Linked DNA regions of Homo sapiens: region 1 is linked to region 2. Evidence: read pairs that join two places in POLR2A ChIA-PET (ENCODE). Cell type or tissue: GM12878. All regions are shown on one strand. Each heading gives the region's core, and the rest is flanking DNA. Links, peaks and the distances in the headings are about the cores only. Region 1 overlaps CAMTA2 (calmodulin binding transcription activator 2). Region 2 overlaps ZNF594-DT (ZNF594 divergent transcript).

Region 1 (10,255 bases), core at 752-3,251, 220 kb after region 2:
GAGACACTGACAGGATGACCAAGAGGCCAGGCTGAGACTCTCTGTGAAGGAGATGCCCAGCTGAGTGCCTCCTCTCCTACAGGAGATTGCATCCTACCTGATCACCTTTGAGAAGCATGATGAGTGGCTGTCTTGTGCCCCAAAGACAAGGTGAGAAAGTTTGAGAACATGGGGGAGTGGCAGGGGTCCTGGGTTCTGTTCACAGAACTCCAGGGCAACCCTTCCCTTCCCAGGCCTCAGAATGGCTCCATCATCCTCTACAATCGCAAGAAGGTGAAATATCGGAAGGATGGTTACCTCTGGAAGAAGCGGAAGGATGGGAAGACCACCCGAGAGGACCACATGAAGCTGAAGGTCCAGGGCATGGAGGTAAGAGAGTCAGATATTCAGCTCATCTTCCCGAGCCTGCCCTCCTCCACCCTTAGCTGGGCTCTAGCCCGACCTGGGCTTGGTGGCATTGTCCACCTCAGTCCCCTCCCAGTTACTCTTCCCTTCTCACTCACTTTGGGTCGGCTGACATTGCTTTGGCCACTCTCCACTTCCCATTTCCCTCCGTGACTCAACTATCCAGGCCGTAGGCCATGCCTCCCTTCCAGAACACTGATGCCCAGGCCCCTCACTGCTCTTGTGTTTCCCTCAGGGATCCCAGCAATGATGCTCTCAGCACAGGTTTCTCTTCCCCAAATCATTGCCCCTCATCTCAGATGCATTCTTGCTCTGCCCTCTGGTTTCTAGATAGTCCCGTATCTCAAATCTGGTCCTCACTATAAGGCCCCAGCCCCACTGCTCATCTATGACTCAGGGTGGCTGGGATTCAAAAGGGGTGGGGAATAGGTGGGGGCGAGGGTGGGGGAAGGGTTGAAGAGGAACTGGTGGAAAGATTGGGATTCCTGCAAAGGGACTGAACAGAGGAAGAGTTGGGGAGCAGACTAGCCCTCCCCCCACCCCAGCCTGTCTCCTGGCAGTGTCTCTATGGCTGCTACGTTCACTCTTCCATCGTCCCCACATTCCATCGGCGCTGCTACTGGCTGCTCCAGGTAAGGACGGAAGAGCCCAGGGAGCCACCCTCTTCCTGACTCTTTGAGGGACACGGGTCTGAAAGAAGGAAGTGAAAGGATGGCTGAGTTCTGAGTGAGGAAAGGAGCCTGGGAAGAAGAGAAAGGGGCTTGGGGATGGAGAGAGTCAGAAATTGGGGGCGAGGTTAGGAGGGTGCCCAGGAAGAAAGTGAGGATTAGGAAGCCAAGCCCCTGGACCTCAGGACCCCATGGCTCTGTGTGTCCCCTTATACTCTCAGAACCCTGACATCGTCCTTGTGCACTACCTGAACGTCCCAGCCCTGGAGGACTGTGGAAAGGGCTGCAGCCCCATCTTTTGTTCCATCAGCAGCGACCGTCGAGAGTGGCTGAAGTGGTCCCGGGAGGAGTTGTTGGGACAGCTGAAGCCCATGTGTAAGGCAGCAGGGTGGGGATAGAGCTCCAAGGGGAGAGTAGAAACAGGGCTCCCAGAGGGGCCATGGTTCTGGACCCAAAGCCTGAGGGCTGATCATCTCCCTCCAAGCTGGGAGGGTGCTAGGATTCCCGGTGTGTTCTCAGGTATTAGAATACGGAGAAAGGACTAAAGCAACATATCTGAGCAGTCTTGAGGCTGCTGGCCTCTGTTCACCTGGCCAGAAGTCTTGAAGCATGTCAGGTGCTTGGAGGAGCCATCAAGGTACTCTGGGGCCTGTTTCGTGGGGATCCCACAGCACTTCCCCCTAACTTCTCTAGTTCATGGCATCAAGTGGAGCTGCGGGAATGGAACAGAAGAGTTCTCTGTAGAACACCTGGTGCAGCAGATTTTGGACACCCACCCAACCAAGCCTGCTCCCCGAACCCACGCCTGTCTCTGCAGTGGGGGGCTTGGTAAGTTACTCCCTGACCTTTTGGCTGTCTTCCCACCTAGCCACACTGCTCTTACGCAAGCCAGGGGGATATCCATCTTGATGGGATTTGCATGCTGATTTGCAAGTCTTTTGCATGTCCCAGAAAGATGGGCCAGATGAACAGACGTTCCCATCTGGGTGCACACTGGCTCGGAATCAGCCTTGCACTCAGCTGTCATGGCAGCCTCTGCCCTTCCTGTCTTCTACCTTCAGCAATTCCTGTCCCCTCAGCACCACCAGTGACACCCAGCCTTAGCCTTCCTCCTAGTTGGCACCCCCTTGGTTCTGTTCTTTTGTCCTTTTCCTATGCCTTTAACTTTTGCTTTTAGCTACTCTCCCAAGCCCTCAGTTCTCTGGAGCGTTCCTCTGGTCCTGCTTGTTTTGAGGGGAAATGGAGAGGGGGAGGGGGAATAAAGGGTAGGGGTAGAGAACAGACATTTCTGATGCCTCCCAGTGGCTACAATCAGTATTACACCTCTGGTTTATAGGGACGTCCCAGGAAATACTTTTAAGGGCCTCAAGGTAGAGAAGGTGCGGAATGATGTGTCTTATCTCCTCTCCCTCCTACTCCTCTCCACTCCAGGTTCTGGGAGCCTTACCCACAAATGCAGCAGCACGAAACACCGCATCATCTCTCCCAAAGTGGAGCCCCGAGCTTTAACCCTGACCTCTATCCCCCACGCTCACCCCCCAGAGCCTCCTCCACTGATAGCCCCACTTCCCCCAGAGCTCCCCAAGGCACACACCTCCCCATCTTCTTCCTCTTCTTCCTCCTCATCAGGTTTTGCAGAGCCCCTAGAAATCAGACCTAGCCCTCCCACTTCTCGAGGGGGTTCTTCAAGAGGAGGCACTGCTATCCTCCTCCTGACAGGACTGGAGCAGCGGGCTGGAGGCTTGACGCCCACCAGGCACTTGGCTCCACAGGCTGATCCTAGGCCTTCCATGAGTTTGGCAGTGGTTGTAGGCACTGAGCCTTCTGCCCCACCAGCTCCTCCCAGTCCTGCCTTTGACCCTGATCGTTTTCTCAACAGCCCCCAGAGGGGCCAGACATATGGAGGGGGGCAGGGAGTAAGCCCAGACTTCCCCGAGGCAGAGGCCGCTCATACCCCCTGTTCTGCCCTAGAGCCTGCTGCTGCCCTGGAGCCCCAGGCAGCTGCTCGGGGTCCCCCACCACAGTCAGTAGCAGGTGGGAGAAGAGGAAACTGCTTCTTCATCCAAGATGATGACAGTGGGGAGGAGCTCAAGGGTCACGGGGCTGCCCCACCCATACCTTCACCCCCTCCCTCACCCCCACCCTCACCTGCCCCCTTGGAGCCGTCAAGCAGGGTAGGAAGAGGAGAGGCCTTGTTTGGAGGACCTGTTGGGGCCAGTGAACTGGAGCCCTTCAGTCTTTCATCATTCCCAGACCTTATGGGAGAACTCATCAGTGACGAAGCTCCAAGCATCCCTGCTCCGACCCCCCAGCTGTCTCCTGCTCTTAGCACCATCACAGACTTCTCCCCAGAGTGGTCCTACCCAGAGGTGAGACTCAGGCTTACCTCCTCCCTCCTCCCTCCTATTTGTCTTCTGACTCCCCAAAACAAATTGTATTAACTCTTACCCCGTGGTCTGTGACCTAGTTTCCCTCAGTTTTCATGGCTTCTTAGGCTTCTTAGTCCTCTACCTAATCTCTCTCTTTTTTTTTTTTTTTTTTTTTGAGACAGTTTCGCTCTTGTTGCCCAGGCTGGAGTGCAATGGCACAATCTTGGCTCACTGCAACCTCCGCCTCCCGGGTTCAAACGATTCTCCTGCCTCAGCCTCCTGAGTAGCTGGGATTACAGGTGACCGCCACCACGCCCGGCTAATTTTTGTATTTTTAGTAGAGATGGGGTTTCACCATGTTGGCCAGGATGGTCTCAAACTTCTGACCTCAGGTGATTGCCTGCCTCGGCCTCCCAAAGTGCTGGGATTACAGGTGTGAGCCACCGTGCCCAGCCGCCAATCTCTTTTTTTATGTAGAGTGAAGCTGCTTTCCTGTTTCCAGAGTCCTCAGCAACTTAACCTTTTTTCTGTTCCTCTCCCTTCCATGTGTTAGCATGGTTTCTGGAGTCTCCTAGGACCTCATTCCCTTCCTGACTGTTTTCAGGGGTAGGGAATTGGGGCTGTGCAGCCTGGAGAAGAAAAGAAACATCAGGGATGTGATTGCAGACTTTGAGTAGCTGAAAGACTGTCTTCAGCAGTGGAGAAGTTCTGTTTTATGCTGCCTTTGAGAGGAAAAGGAGGAAGTACAGTGGGGGTGAATTAGCCCAAGAACAGAACTTCCTTCTGGTGACAGCTCTGTGGTAGCTTTGGGGGAGGCCCTGAATTCCCAGCTACTGGCAGATTCAGGTAGAGACCAGGCAACCACTTGGCAGGAATGTTGGGGAGAGATAGACTCACTGACCTCACCCCACTGGGTCCTGTCTATCCCTGGACCCCCAGACTCTAGCACAGGACCTGCCATATAGTAGATACCCTGTAAGGGTCTGAATAAATGAATGAGTGAGGGGATGAACGCCCAACTCCAGTCACATGGTCTCTGACTTCTGTCTGCAGGGTGGGGTCAAGGTGCTCATCACAGGTCCTTGGACCGAAGCCGCCGAGCATTACTCCTGTGTCTTTGATCACATCGCAGTGCCAGCCTCACTTGTCCAGCCTGGTGTCTTACGCTGCTACTGTCCCGGTATGAGGATTGGGAACCGTAGGGGGAGGGACTGACATGTGGGCAGTTAGGACAGATCAGGACCTCCAGGCTTCCAGAAAGCACTGGGAACAAATGGGTTGTTTTGAGAGCACAAGGACTTCATCCAGTCCTGAGGTTGAGCCCCAAGCTCTCCCAGCAGGCAGAAGAGCCCAGACTTAGGTGTCAGAAGATCGAGGTTCTGGTCCAAGAAGTCTACTCCTTAGCTAACCAGTGACCTCAGATGAGTCTGATCCTTCCTGAGGTCCTTGGCCTCCTCTCCTGTAAGGTTAGGCATTGACCAAAGGGATTTCTAATGTCTGTCCAGGCTTTCTGGCTTAGAGCCAGAGTCTCCAACTCCAATCCAGGGGGAATGAGAAAGAAGAAATGTGGGTTTCCTCTAACCAGTCTTGGGACTGAAGGACATTGGCTTTTAGAACTGTGCTGTCCAGTATGGTAGCCATTAGCCACATGTGCCTATTAATTAAAGTTAAAGAATACTTAAAATTCACTTCCCCAGTCTCACTGACCATGTTTCAAGTGTTCAGTAGCCACACATGGCTCGTGTTACCCTATTGGATAGTGACGATATAGAACATTCTTGTCACTGCAGAAATGTTCTATTGGACAGCACTGGTCTAGACTTCATTGCCAAGGTTCATCTCTGCCCTTTTGCCACCAGCTTTGCCCTTACCCTACACTCAAAAATCAGCCTTACTAGGGGACCTCAAGGACCACCAAAGTGACAGGTTGGCAGCTTTGCTGTCTACGAGTGTGTTCTCCCCCAGTCTCTACAGCAGCATCCAGCATGTGTGTAAGGAAAGGGGATGAGACCAGAGAATCTGGGGACTGGGAGAAAAAGTCTCAGCACCTGGTCTTAGGATCAGGGCCTGCTGGTTCCATGCTTATGGCCACTGGACACTGTTCATGAGCGGCTAGCTCCCCTTTCCTCCATCTCAGTAACAGGGTCATAACTTCCAGACTCTGATCCGGGGATCAAGAGGATTTTCCAACATCAAATTGTTCATAACTAGTCTCTTGACCCTCAGTTTCCAAACCTTCTTGCTGAATAACAAATATCTTCAACTACAGGGTCTAGAATCCAAGGGATCTCTGGCCCATAGTACGTATTAAGTTCTCAAACAAATGGACTCCCTTCCCAGTTAGTGCCAAGGCCACTGAAGCCAGGGGCCTCTTGGCCCACAGCAGGGCAGTAGGGGAAATAACTATGGAATAATTGTCTGTGGCTGACACAGGTAGCCAGAGAAGGAGCCAGGGAAAGAGAGCCCTTCTCGCTGATCCTACCCTCTCCAGCCCATGAGGTAGGGCTGGTGTCTTTGCAGGTGGCAGGGCGGGAGGGGCCCCTTTCTGCTTCTGTGCTCTTTGAGTATCGAGCCCGCCGATTCCTGTCTCTGCCTAGTACTCAACTTGACTGGCTGTCACTGGACGGTGAGTACCCAGCCCTCTGAACCCAAGTATCCAGCCCACAGCCTTTAAGCATGACATGCTCCTAGACCACTCAGGGTTCAGGTGGCCATCACTGAGCCCCCACTTTACCATTTTTTTTTTTCAATTCCTATTTCATTAGTGATTTCTAAATGTGGCAGCAAACTTCCCTTACCTCCTCTTCCCCATAAATCTTGGGGTCATTTTTATACCAGTTCTTGACCTGCCTTCTCCATCCCAAAGGGTGGAATCTAGACAAGGAAGGCTAAGAGGCAGGGCAGGGACAGGGTCTAGAGCAATATATAGGTGCTATGCACAAGTTTATGTACTTATTTATTATTTATTTTTCTCTTCTTTTTTGAGACGGAGTCTTGCTCTGTCTCCCAGGCTGAACTGCAGTGGCGCGATCTCAGGTCACTGCAACCTCCACCTCCTGGGTTCAAGCAATCCTCCTGCCTCAGCCTCCCAAGTAGCTGGGATTACAGGTGCCTGCCACCAAGCCTGGCTAATTTTTTGTGATTTTAGTAGAGATGAGGTTTCGCCATGTTGGCCAGGCTGGTCTCAAACTCCTGACCTCAAGCAATCCACCCCGCCTTGGTCTACCAAAGTGTTGGGATTACAGGCGTGAGCCACCACACCCGGCTGTACTTATATATTTAAATTTCTATTGTTTTTCCTTTTCTGATATAAAGACGTGTTCATTAACAGAAATTTGGAAATTACACAAAAGCACAAAATAGAAAATAAAAATTTCTGGCTGGGCGCGGTGGCTCGTGCTTCTAATCCCAGCACTTTGGGAGGCCAAGGCGGGTGGATCACCTGAGGTCAGGAGTTTGAGACCAGCCTGGCAAATATGGTGAAACCCTGTCTCCACTAAAAATACAAAAATTAGCCAGGCGTGGTGGTGGGTGCCTGTAGTCCCAGCTACTCAGGAGGCTGAGACAGGAGAATTGCTTGAACCCGAGAGGCGGAAGTTGCAATGAGCCAAGATTGTGCCACTGCACTCCAGCCTGGGCGACAGAGCGAGACTCCGTCTCAAAAAAAAAGAAAAAAATTTCCTATACTACTACTTCTCAGTGATATCCATTGCTAATAACATGGTGTACTAACACAAACATAGAGGCACATACATACGTGTATCTATGTGTGTGTGTATTTATTTATTTAAATCTGGGAGTTTTTGTTCCTGTTACTGGTTCTCTCTCTTGTGGCCTTGAACATTGTTTCTGTCTGCACCTGCTGCTTTCTGCTTTCTCAAGGTTAGCTTTTCTCTATCTCTTCCTCTTGGTGTCTTTGTTGTTGCCTCTTGGCTTCTCTCAGTTCTGCTGCCATCTGTGTTATCTTAGTCTCCCTCTGTCCTTACTTCTCTCTCTCCGGAGCTCTGGTCCTTAGTTTCGCCTCACTCTTGGAGCTGGACCCCACACAAAGCCCGAGTGTGTTGGGTTGCTTGTCTCTGACTTGAGTCTGCCTACCTTGGGATCTGGCCAGGCCTCTCAGTCCTGTTCTGTCTCTGTCCTGCCCTGTGACTGTTCATCACCTTATTTCTCTGTCCCTGTCTAATCTACGTTTTACCGTCTCTCCTATGAGTCTCTTCCATCCCTCTTCTTTCCATTTCTTCTTGAACCAATATCTTAACTTGCCTGTCTTTTATCGTCCTTTCTTACTGCTTGTTTGGCACTTTTCCCCCAGCCCTCCTTTGTCCTTTCTCTCCTCTCCTTCACTTTATCTTTTTTGCTCTCTCTCCTCCCTTTGTTTTCCTTGGGTTTCTGTTCATCATTCTCTGTCCTCCTATCACCTGTGTACCTTCATCCCCTTCTATCCTGGCATCTCAGAACATCTCCAACCTTCACCGTTTGTGTCTGTTTTCCTACAGCTCTGATCCCCTCCTGCCTCCCCTTCTTGTCCTTGTTTGATCTCAGGAGGGGACAGATATAGCTTGGGGGGATATGTGTGTACGTGCGTATTTGTATATGGGGCGGGGAGGAGGAGGAGGAGAAATGGACATGGCTATATGGCTATCCATCTCTGTCACCTTCCGTCCCCCACCATCGTCTTTGTGGACAGCTGCGGGGGGCTGGGAGGAAGGGGAGGTACTTTTCAAATCACAGTCCCTGAGCTTTTTGGGGCAGTGGTTATTAAAAGGGAGGGACCCTGGAATCCTTCACCTTCACCATGGGGGACAAAGGTAGTGTCTGCTGCAAAAATTGACAGAACATTTTGCCTAGGAAAAGGCTGGGGGGAAGAGTGTGTACGGGTGGGATTTGGGACATCTGGAGGCTGGATGACCATTTGGGAATCCTACTACCTCTGTACCTTGAAGGAAACAGTTTTGGTTCCAGATCTGGGTTCTAGATCAGTGGGTAGTATTAACAGCCCTAGTTTAAGGACTGAGTCCTGGTGGGCTTTATTTAGGTGAAGGGGTAAAGGAGCTGTTGTTTTGGGGAAGATAAAAGAATATGGTTCTGTGTCCTCATCCCCAGATCTTGGGACAGGTCTACTTTTGGTGTTCAGGGCATCACCTAGACTGCCCACTCAGCCTCCCATACCCGTTCCCCCTCAGACAACCAGTTCCGGATGTCCATACTAGAGCGACTGGAGCAGATGGAGAAGCGGATGGCAGAGATCGCAGCAGCTGGGCAGGTGCCTTGCCAGGGTCCTGATGCTCCTCCAGTTCAGGTACTTCTGTGAGGAGGGAGGTGGTCTACGGTGGGGAGCAGGGGGAGGACACAGCTAAAGAAAACATCTAGTGCCCATGACTCTCCTCCCTCTCCTGTCCCCAGCCTCCTCAGCCTGTCTTCCCTCTCCCTGACGTCACCCTGTTCCCATCCCCACCTTGTGGCAAGAGTGGCTATTCTGGGCACCCTCTTGGCATGACGGGCTTCAGACTATTTCTGGTCTGAAGAAGGGTGGAGGTGAAGGAGAGGGCGGGGGAGGGGTCAGGAGCACTGGGGCTCAGATCTCTGTGGGTCCCAAGTTTCTGAAAGAAGAGGGCTAAGGCTCAGAGAAGGCTCTGGCTTCTGAGGGGGAGAAGCCATGTGTGAACATGGCACTAATCTGAGCTGATGGGAAGGCACATGGGCAAGATTGTGTGAGGTCTGGCTGCTGGAGGAAGTGGCTGTGGGAGCAAGAGACACAGGCCACAGAGGAACTTCAACTGATGGGATCCTAGAGTGGGACATGTGGGGAGGGGGCAAAATTAGAAGCTGGGAGGACAGATGTGAGGTGGCCAAGGCCACCTCAAGCCAGGGGAGTAGATACCTGGGTCTCTGCCTAAGAGTGTGTATATCGCAGGATGAAGGCCAGGGGCCTGGGTTCGAAGCACGGGTAGTGGTCTTGGTAGAAAGCATGATCCCACGCTCCACCTGGAAGGGTCCTGAACGTCTGGCCCATGGAAGCCCCTTCCGGGGCATGAGCCTTCTGCACCTGGCTGCTGCCCAGGGCTATGCCCGCCTCATCGAGACCCTGAGCCAGTGGCGGTGAGCAAGGGCAGCTGGGTGAGGGCTGGGCAGCCTCTGGGACAGAAGTGTCAGGGGACTGAAGAGGAATTGGAGGACCTGGGGCCCTACCAAGAGGGAGTTGGGGTCATTGTGGGAAGGGAGGGGGTTGGGAGAGGACTTATATTTTGGGGAACTTTCATATCCTGACTTACAACACTTTGACTTCTTGACCTCCTTAAGCTAGTGTCCTTGACTGCCTCTTCCCACCGGCCCTGTACAGCTTGCCTCCTAGTGCCTTTACTTCTGATGTTCCTGCTTTGCCCACTTTTTCCCTCATTGGGCTCTGCTGTCTCTCTCCCAAACCCTCCAGGAGTGTGGAGACTGGAAGCTTGGACTTAGAGCAGGAGGTTGACCCGCTCAACGTGGATCATTTCTCTTGCACCCCTCTGGTGAGGATGACGGATTCCTGAGCGCATATGGGGCAGGGAGCAATGGGAACAGCCCTTGAAAAGGAAGATCCTGAGGAATGCAGGGAGTGGGGTGGGCTGGGGCCTGAAGACCTGACTACCTGGAGGAAGAGCCCCTGGCCTCACCTCCACCTCCGTCTCCGCCTGTCCCGCCCCCTTCCTCAGATGTGGGCTTGTGCCCTGGGACACCTGGAAGCTGCTGTGCTCCTTTTCCGTTGGAACCGACAGGCACTGAGCATTCCCGACTCTCTGGGCCGTCTGCCATTGTCTGTGGCTCATTCCCGGG
Region 2 (10,255 bases), core at 2,586-5,085:
GTCAACATCTCAACTAAATGTTGACTCATTCCAAGTCTGGGCAAAAGTCAAGATATGATTCATCCTGAGGCAAATTGCTCTCCAATTATGAGCCTGTGAAATCAAACTACTTATACAATGTAAGTATGCTTCCAAAATACAATGGTGGGACTGACATAGGATAGAAATTTCCATTCCAAAAGGGAGAAATAGGAAAGAAGAAAGGGGTGATGGGTCCCAAGTAAGTCCGAAACTCAACATGGCAAACAACATTAAGTCTTAAGGTTTGAGAATAATGTTTGACTTGACGTCCTACCCCCCAGATATTGGGATGGGGGTTGGGCCTCCAAGACTCGGGGCGGCCCCCCCATGGCTTTGCTGGGCACAGCCCACTCTGCAGCTTTCATGAGTTGGAGTCTCGGACCTGCAGCTTTCCCAGGCTGGAGTTGCACGCTGGTGGCCCTAACATTCTGGGGTCTTGGAGGCACCCCCGTCCCCATGGCTGTGCTGGGCATTGCCCTAGTGGGGGCTCTCCGCAGTGGCCCTGCCCCTTTGGCGGTGCTCCGTCTGGGCCTCAAGATTCCCCCAGGAATCCTTTGAAATCTAGGTAGAGGTAGCAATGCCCTCACAGCCCATGCACTTTGCGCAGCTGTGGAGATAAAACTGCTTGGACACCACCATGCTTTACTGTCTATGCCTCCCAGAGGGATGGCCTGAGTCACAGCTGGGCCCACTTGAGTCACAGCTAGGGTATGCCAGGAGCCCTGCACCAGAATGCAGGGAGCAGAGCCTTGAAATCGCTTTGACTTCAAGGTCCTAGTTTTCTGGGCCTGTGATGGGCAGGGCAGCCTCTAAAGATCTTCGGAATGGTTTCAGGGTCCTTCTTCGCTGTGATGCTGAGCATCTGGCTTCCATCTCCCCACACTAACCTCCTTATCAAAAGTTTCCTTGGTCACATTCTTGGTGTTTTCTCTTCAACAAGCTTTTTCATTCTTTACAACATGGGCAGGTTGGTAAATTTCTAAATATTTAAATTCTGCTGCTTTTTAAATCATAAATAACATCTTTGGCCGGGGGCGGTGGCTCATGCCTGTCATCCCAGCATTTTGGGAGGCTGAGAAGGGCACATCGCCTGAGGTTAGAAGTTCGAGACCAGCCTGGCTAACATGGTGAAACCCCGTCTCTACTAAAAATACAGAATTAGCCAGGCGTCGTGGCACAAACCTGTAATCCCAGCTACTCAGGAGGCTGAGGCAGGAGAATCACTTGAACCCAGGAGGTGGAGGTTGCAGTGAGCCAAGATCGCGCCACTGCACTCCAGCCTGGGCAAAAAGAGCAAAACTCTGTCTCAGAAAGAAAGAGAGAGAGAGAGAGAAAGAGAGAGAGAGAGAGAAAGAGAAAGAAAGACCATCTTTAATTGGTTTCTCTCTGCTAGCATTTTACTACAGGCATTCAAGAGAAGCTTTGCCGCACTCTCAACACTTTACTCAGATATTTTTTCCACCGAATATCCTATTTCATCACTCAGAATTTCTACCTTCCATAAAACACTAGGACATACAATTCAGCCACATTCTTTGCCAGATAATCAGGATCATTTTTCTGCCAGTTTCCAATAACATGTTCTTCATTTCCATCTGAGACCTCATCAGAATGGCCTTTAACATCCATACTTCTACTAGCCTTCTGGTACAACCTCTTAGGTAATCTCTAAGAAAACTGAGGCTTTCTCTGTAGCTCTCCTCTTCTTCTGAGCCCTCACCAGAATCACCCTTCACAATCTATTTACAACAATACAGGCTTATTTTGTGTGTGAGACAGAGCCTCATTCTGTCACCCAGGCTGAGAGTGTAGTGGCTCGATCTCAGCTCACTGCAACCTCCGCCTCCCAGGTTCAAGCGATTATCTTGCCTCAGCCTCCCAAGTAGCTGGGATTACAGGTGCCCACCACCACACCTGGCTAATCGTTGTATTTTAGTAGAGATGGGGTTTCACTATGTTGGCCAGCCTGGTCTTGAGCTCCTGACCTCAAGCAATCCACCTGCCCTGGCCTCCCAAAGTGCTGAGATTACAGGCATGAGCCACCGCGCCCAGCCAATTTTGACTCTTTAAAGAGATTCAAATAATCTCTTAAGTCAGTAGTCCAAAAGGCTACGACCAACAATTTTGGTTTATCTTCCCGTTGAAAGGATCCTCCATACAGAACTCCACATCCAAACCTATTCATGCTGTATCAACAACTTTAGAACCCAGTAACTCCAGGAGTCTGGTTATTATGACAAATGAATACAGTGGACCATCTCTTCTGCCGAGGCGACAGTTCCCTCATTTAACCCCACTAATAGCTAGATAATCCCCTAAAGACAGATTTAAAAAAAAATTTCTTGCCGGGCGCCATGGCTCACGCCTGTAATCCCAGTACTTTGGGAGGCTGAGGCGGATCATAAGGTCAGGAGATCGAAACCATCCTGGCCAAGATGATGAAACCCCGTCTCTACTAAAAATACAAAAATTAGCTGGCGTGGTTGTGCGCACCTGTAGTCCCAGCTACTCGGGAGGCTGAGGCAGGAGAATCGCTTGAACCTGGGAGATGGATGTTGCAGTGAGCTGAGATTGTGCCACTGCACTCTGGCCTGGCGAAAGAGCAAGACTGTATCTCAAAAACAAACAAACACAATTTCCATTTGTTTTTGTGATGTATGTTGCATCATAGTACTATTTCTGCGTGAACATGTCTCCTGAATTGGAGTTTGCTTCTGTTTATAACCTATTCCATCTGCTTTCCCTGAGTGCACATGTGTGTGCTCTGCCATGGCTAAGCGGCAGAATGGAATCTCACTTAAATTAACAGTTGATTGCCAAACACCCTCCAGCATAAATAGGTAACCGTTGACTGTGGTCGCATTTCATTTTACTGGAGCAGAGTGTACATACAACTATGTGCCAAACTACTGTCAGAAACAGCCAATTAATATCGCTGCACCCTTCCCCTTCAACTGTAAAACTCAACCTCTCATATTGACCAACGTATTTCTTTTTTTCTAGCTGGGATTATAGGCTCCCACCACCACGTCCGGCTAATTTTTGTATTTTTAGTAGAGATCGGGTTTCGCCATATTGGTCAGGCTGGTCTCGAACTCCTGACCTCAGGTGATCCACCTGTCTCGGCCTCACAAAGTGTTAGGATTACAGGCATGAGCCACTGCGCCCAGCCTGATCAACATATTCCATTGCCAAAATTTAATGCCATTAAAGTTTTAGATCAGCTACACTTGAACAATTAAATATTCTATGAATAATTTTAAAAAGCCCTAAACTGGTAAAAATAAACTCTCATTTACAAAGTGAACTATAAACTAACAGCCTTTAAGTTGTTTTAACACTAGATCCCTCTGTATTTTTTTTTTTTTTTTTACAAATTAGGTGTTAGTGGAACATGGTTTTAACAAAAATTGCAGAAGGTAGTATTTAAGAATAACGAAATTCCCCTGATGTTAAAAAAGGTTTATTTGCATAACTTGTACACTTTTATCCCCAATGAGCCCCCAAACAAAAATAAATTTTCCGATACATGTAATGTTGATACTGTACAAAGCCATTCTCAGTGACCAAGAAAAACTTCCTCTGAGAACATTTAAGATAAATGTGACCCTGCTTTTCACAGTATTGTTTAGAAAAGAAAATGAACATTTCATACAGCAACTCACTGTTGTATTGTATCACTAGTCTACTTTATTTTTTTTTCTTTTACTAGTCTAATAATTTCACAATTCTTTACAATTTGAGATTTGGGAAAAACAACGACAAAAACATCAAGGATATGTACTTTTTTTTTTTTTTTTTTGAGACAAGGTCTTACTCTGTCACCCAGGCTGGAGTGCAGCGGCACAATCTCAGCTAACTGCAACCTCTGCCTCCCAGGCTGAAGCCATCCTCCCACCTCAGCTTCCCAAGTAACTGGGACCACAGGCATGCACCACCATGCCTGGCTAATTTTTTTTTCCCCTAAGTTAGTAAAGGCTTCTAACTAACTTTTAAAATTATTTTCTGTAGAGATGGGGTTTTGCCATGTTGCCCAGGCTGGCCTCAAATTCCTGGGCTCAAGTGATTTGTCCTCCTCAGCCAGTTTTTTTGTTTGTTTGTTTGGTTGGTTTTTTTCTTTCTTTTTTTTTTTTTGAGACAGAGTCTTGCTCTGTCGCTCAGGCTGGAGTGCAGTGGCGCGATCTTGGCTCACTGCAACCTCTGCCTCCTGGGTTCAAGTGAGTCTCCTGCCTCAGCCTCCTGAGTAGCTGGGACTACAGGCGTGCACCACCATGCCCAGCTAATTTTTGTATTTTTAGTAGAGATGGGGTTTCACCATATTGGTTAGTCTGGTCTTGAACTCCTGACCTTGTGATCCACCCACTGAGGCCTCCCAAAGTGCTGGGATTACAGGCGTGAGCCACCGTACCCGGCCTGGTATTTTTGGGGTTTTTTTTGTTTGTTTTTTGTTTTTTAAGATTAGCTTTTGACCAGTTGAGGTGGTTCACGCCTGTAATCCCAGCACTTTGAGAGGCCGGATGGCTTGAGGTCAGGAGTTTGAGACCAGCCTGGCCAACATGATGAAACCCCATCTCTACTAAATATATAAAAAAAATAGTCAGGTGTGGTGGTGCGTGCCTATAATCCCAGCTACTCAGGAGGCTGAGACAGGAGAATTGCTTGAACCTGGCAGGTGGAAGGTGCAGTGAGCCAAGATTGCACCACTGCACTCCAGCCTGGGAGATGGACTGAGACTCCTTCTTAAGAAAAAAAAAAAAAAAAAAAAAAAAAAAAAGGCCAGGCGCAGTGGCTCACACCTATAATCCCAGCACTTTGGGAGGTTGAGGTGGGTGGATCACGAGGTCAGGAGTTTGAAACCAGCCTGGCCAACATGGTGAAACCCTGTCTCTACTAAAATACAAAAAATTAGCTGGGCGTGGGAGTGCGCGCCTATAATCCCAGCTTCTCGGGAAGCTGAGGCAGGGGAATCACTTGAATCCAGGAGGCGGAGGTTGCAGTGAGCCAAGATCGCGACACTGCACTCCAGCCTGGCAACAGAGCAAGACACCATCTCAAAATAAATTTAAAAAAAATAATAAATTAGCTTCAGCCACTTTGGAGAGCAATTTGGCAACACCTAGTAAAACTGAAATTGTGGACACTGTAAAACACAGCAACTCCACTTCGGGATAGATACCATAGAACAGCAGTCCCCAACCTTTTTGGCACTAGGGACGGGTTGGGAGGAAAGGGGGGAATGGTTTTGGTATGAAACTGCTCCACTTCAGATCATCAGCCATTACATTCTCGTAAAAGGCGTGCAACCCAGAGTCCTCATGTGTGCAGTTCACAATAAGGTTCGTGCTCCTATGAGAATGTAATACCGCCCCTGATCTAACAGGAGGCAGAGCTCAGGAAGTAATGCTCGCTTGCCCTCCACTTACTTCCTGCTGTGCAGCCTGGTTCCTAACAGGCCACAGACTGTACTGGTCCAGGCCCGGGCAATGGGGACCCTTGCCCTAGAACAGTGAGTCTCAAACCACTTGGTACCAGGTCTCCATTGCACTTAAAAATGATGGAGGGAGCCAGGCTCAGTGGTGAGAGCTTGTAGATCCACCTACTTAGGAGGTTGAGGTGGGTGGACTGCTTGAGCCCAGGAGTTAGAGGCCAGCCTGGGCAACATAGCAAGACTCAATCTCTACAAAAACTAAAAATAAAAACGTTAGCCAGGCATAGTGGTGAGCACCTGTAGTCCCAGCTACTTGGGAGGCAGAGGCGGGAGGATCACTTGAGCCCACGAGTTTGAGGCTGCAGTGAGCTATGGTGCCACTGCACTCCAGCCTGGGCAACAGAGTGAGACCCTCTCTCCAAAAAATAATAAAATAACTATATTTTCCCAAACAAAAAAATTAGTGAGAAAAGTGTCACTGTGTATGTTACATTTTTTTTTTCAAATCTCATATCTGGCTTAATAGAAAACATCTGAATTCTCCTATCTGCTTCTGCCATCAATTTGTTGCAATGTCGTATGTCATGTAGCCTCATGGAAAGGTCCATTGAACATTCGTGAGAAGAGTGAGCATGAAAAAGGCCAAATAACATCTTAATATTATTATGAAAATTGTTTTGGTCTCATGGCCCAGACCACTCTTTGAGAACCACTGCCCTAGAGAAACTCAAGTGTATGTATAAAACGTTCTTTGTAGTATTATTTGTTATAATGAGAAGGTGGAACCAACCTATCTGTCCATCAATGAGGGACTATAAGATCCACAGGGACTACACTGGTGTTGCTTTGCTCACCATTGCATTTCCAGTAACTTAGCATATATTAGCACACAATAGGTGCTCAGTCAACTTTTGTGGAAGTAGAGAAGGAAGGGAGAGAGGCAGAAAAGAAGAAAGTGAGGAGGTACAAATATTGTTCTGCAACCTGCTATTTTAATTCAACTCTACCTCATGGACATCTTTTCACAGATTTAGACTCTTAGTTCACAGGGTAGGAAAGCACAAAGGCCATAGGACTCTTGCATAATGGGAAGCTTATTTTTCTATTGTCTAAAAATAAAGGCGTATTTAAGATGTCTCTTTAGGCAGGGCGTGGTGGCTCACGCCTGTAATCTCAGCACTTTGGGAGGCCGAGGTGGGTGGATCACCTGAGGTTGGGAGTTCGAGACCAGCCTGACCAACATGGAGAAACCCCGTCTCTACTAAAAATACAAAAATTAGCCGGGCATCATGGCACATGCCTGTAATCCCAGCAATGTGGGATGCTGAGGCAGGAGAATTGCTTGAAGCTGGTAGGCAGAGGTTGTGGTGATCCAAGATCAGGCCATTGCACTCCATCCAACCTGGGCAACAAGAGCAAGACTTCGTCTCAAAAAAAAAAAAAAAAAAAAAAAAAAGTCTGTTTAATACAACCACGGGCTGCAAATCACTGCCACCTAGTGGTGTATTAAGAAGTTCACACATGGGGCCCTGGCGCGGTGGCTCAGGCCTGTAATTACGGCACTTGAGGAGGCCGACCTGGGTGGATCACCTGAGGTCAGGAGTTTGAGACCAGCCTGGCCAACATGGCGAAACCTCGTCTCTACTAAAAATACAAAAATTAGTTGGGCATGTTGGCGCGCGCCTGTAGTTGCAGCTACTCTGGAGGCTGAAGCAGGCGAATCGCTTGAATCCAGGAAGCAGAGGTTGCAGTGAGCCGAGATTGTGCCACTGCACTCCAGCCTGGGCAACAGAGCAAGACTCCATCTCAAAGCAAAAACAAACAAATGGCCAGGCACAGTGGCTTATGCCTGTAATCCCAGCACTTTGGGAGGCTGAGGCAGGAGGATCACCTGAGGTTGGGAGTTCGAGACCAGCCTGACCAACAAGGAGATACCCTGCCTCTACTTAAAATACAAAATTAGTCGGGTGTGCTGGCGCATGCCTGTAATTCCAGCTACTCTAGAAGGCTGAGGCAGGAGACTCGCTTGAACCCGGGAGGCGGAGGTTGCGGTGAGCCGAGATCGTGCCATTGTACTCTAGCCTGGGCAACAAGAGTGAGACTCCATCTCAAAACTACAAAAACAAACAGACAAAAACTGTCTTTTGTATGCTGCTGAGATGGCTGATGGCTGGGAGCCCCTAGATAACTTCAGGACGGGGGCTAGTTGCCAAAAAGATCAAGGCAGGATCTCCAAGGGAGGGGAGGGAGAGGGGCTGAAGGTTGAGTTCATCACCAATGGCCAATGATTTAATCAATCATGCCTATGTAATGAAGCCTTCATAAAAACCCCAAAGGATAGAGTTCTAGGAGCTTCCAGATAGCTGATCACATGGAGGATGGTGGATGGTTCCTGGAGGATGGCACTCAGAGAGGGCATGGAAGTGCCACACACCTTTCTGCATACCTTGCCCTATGCATCTCTTCCATCTGGTTATTAACCTATATCCTTTGTAATATCCTTTATCATAAATGGGTAAATATAAGTAAGGTGTTTCCCTGAGTTCTGTGAGCTGTCCTGGCAAACCCTAGGAGGGATTTGTGGGAACCTCACTTTAGAGCCAGTTTGTCAGAAATACAGGTCACAGCCAAGAGTTTACAATTGGCATCTGAAGTGGGCAGTAGTCTTGTGGGACTGCGGGATCTAACACTATCTCCAGGTAGATAGTGTCAGATTGAATTGAATTAGAGGACAGCTATCTGGTGTCTGCTAGAGAATTGCTCAGTATGTGGAGAAAGCCCCCACCCATCTGGTGTCAGAAGTATTGTGTTGAGTGACCGCATAAGACAGTAAAGAGGGCCAGGCTCAGTGGCTCATGCCTGTAATCCCAGCACTTTGGGAGGTTGAGGCAGGCAGACCGTGAGGTCAAGAGATCGAGACCATCCTGGCCAACATGGTGAAACCCCGTCTCTACTAAAAATACAAAAATTAGCCAGGTGTGGTGGTGCGCGCCTGTAGTCCCAGCTACTCAGGAGGCTGAGGCAGGAGAATCGCTTGAACCCAGGAGGCAGAGGTTGCAGTGAGCTGAGATCACACCACTGCACTCCAGCCTGGTGACAGAGCAAGACTCTGTCTCAAATAAAATAAAATAAAATAAAATAAAATAAGCTCCAAGACCGGGCACGGTGGCTCACGCCTGAAATCCCAGCAGTTTGGGTTTGGGAGGCTGAGATGGGAGGATTGCTTGAGCCCAGGAGTTCAAGACTAGCCTGGGCAACATAGTGAGACTCAGTTTCTCCAAAAGTACAAACATTTTCTGGGTGTTGTGGTGTGCACCTGTGGTCTCAGCTACTTGGGATGCTGAGGTGGGAGGATTGTTTCAGCCTGGGAGTTTGAAGCTGCACTGACCTGTGATTGCACCGCCATACTCCAGCGTGGGCCACAGAGTGGAGCCTCCCATCTCAGTTAAAAAGAAAAGAAAAGAAAAGAAATCTGGTAGGCCAGGAGTGGTGGCAGGTTTGGCTCATGCTTGTAATCCCAGCACTCTGGGAGTCTAAGGTGACAGGATTGCTTGAAGCCAGGAGTTCCAGAACAGCCTGGTCGATCTAGGCAGACCCCATATCTACAAAAAACTAAAAACAAAATTAGCCAGGCATGGTGGCAGTACCTGTAGTCCCAGCCACTCAGAAGGCTGGAGGATCACTTGAGCCCAGGAGGATGAGGCTGCAGTGAGCTATGATCATGCCACTGACAGAGTGAGACCTTGTCTCTTAAAAAAAAAAAAAAAAAAAATCTGTCAGGGTTAGTTGTCGTCAGAACCATTTTACATGTGTACGAATGTTTTCTTGTAATTCTTATACTACTTTTAAAATAACAAAATAAAGTTTAAAAAAATTTATTTTAAGAACTGAGATCTGCATAAGCCAGAAAAATGAAAATGGGAGGCAGTGGGTGTGGGGAAGACAGCAGCTGCATTTTTTTATTGAGAAATATATAAGTCTTGCCAAAAGTGGTTATTTTGGCTTTTTAGTCTTAAAAAGAATAGCTCTTCTTTTTGATCTCCTTTAGAGTTCACATGCTACCCCTGACAGCAGCATGGATTCATTATGTAATTTATTCATTCTACAAATATGTATGGAGTGCTGGCTCTGTGCCGGGCACTGGTGATACAGTGAATGTTGAGGAAAACCCAAGGCACTCTCAGGGAACCTGAAGTCATGTGGAGCTCTTTTATGTCATGCATGTTATCCCTTTTCCTATCATGCATGTTACAAATATTTTCCCTTTTAATACTTTCACGATCTACACCACTTCTTTTTTCTTTTTTCTTTTCTTTTTTTTTGAGAAGAGTCTCGCTCTGTCACCCAGGGTGGAGTGCAGTGGCGCGATCTTGGCTCACTGCAACCTCCGCTTCTCCAATTCAAGCGATTCTCCTGCCTCAGACTCCCAGGTGGCTGAGACTACAAGCACGCACCACGACATCCAGATAATTTTATTTTTTTTTTGAGACGGAGTCTTGCTCTATCGCCCAGGCTGGAGTGCAGTGGCAAAATCTTGGCTTACTTAAGCTCTGCCTCCTGGGTTCACGCCACTCTCCCGCCTCAGCCTCCCTAGTAGCTGGGACTACAGGCTCATGCTGCCATGCGCGGCTAATTTTTTTTTATTTTTTTTATTTTTTAGTACAGACGGAGTTTCACCATGTTGGCCAGGCTGGTCTTGAACTCCTAACCTCAAGTGATCCACTCGCCTCAGCCTCCCAAAGTGCTAGGATTACAGGCATGAACCACCTCGCCCAGCCTGTACGATTTTTTTTAAACCCATTTATT

The links. ChIA-PET counts read pairs that join two places held together with the same protein. Peaks named below come from ENCODE experiments on the same cell type or tissue, not always from the same donor. Only the 100,000 strongest peaks of a DNase experiment are listed, where the experiment ranks them.
Region 1: POLR2A ChIA-PET joins it to region 2 with 6 read pairs; 2 of 35 experiments call an interaction of 5 or more read pairs at or near these places.

What each region holds. Positions count from the first base shown.
Region 1 is chr17:4,972,871-4,983,125 of GRCh38, reverse strand. CAMTA2 (calmodulin binding transcription activator 2) reads left to right here. Exons shown (of 23, transcript NM_015099.4): 4 at 83-150; 5 at 234-369; 6 at 966-1,037; 7 at 1,295-1,448; 8 at 1,767-1,901; 9 at 2,505-3,442; 10 at 4,496-4,622; 11 at 5,934-6,068; 12 at 8,626-8,741; 13 at 9,357-9,541; 14 at 9,873-9,951; 15 at 10,135-10,255. LOC124903901 (a long non-coding RNA gene) reads right to left here and starts at 9,412. Exons shown (of 2, transcript XR_007065588.1): 1 at 9,324-9,412; 2 at 8,445-8,766. In GM12878, for the core only: a CTCF peak has its summit at 2,381; no DNase peak of the experiment used is centred there; H3K27ac peaks cover 347 bases.
Region 2 is chr17:5,193,838-5,204,092 of GRCh38, reverse strand. All of the region lies in intron 1 of ZNF594-DT (ZNF594 divergent transcript), which reads right to left. Among named protein-coding and RNA genes, the nearest start is that of ZNF594-DT, 7.0 kb to the right of the region's middle. In GM12878, for the core only: no CTCF peak of the experiment used is centred there; a DNase peak (open chromatin) is centred at 3,562; H3K27ac peaks cover 2,449 bases.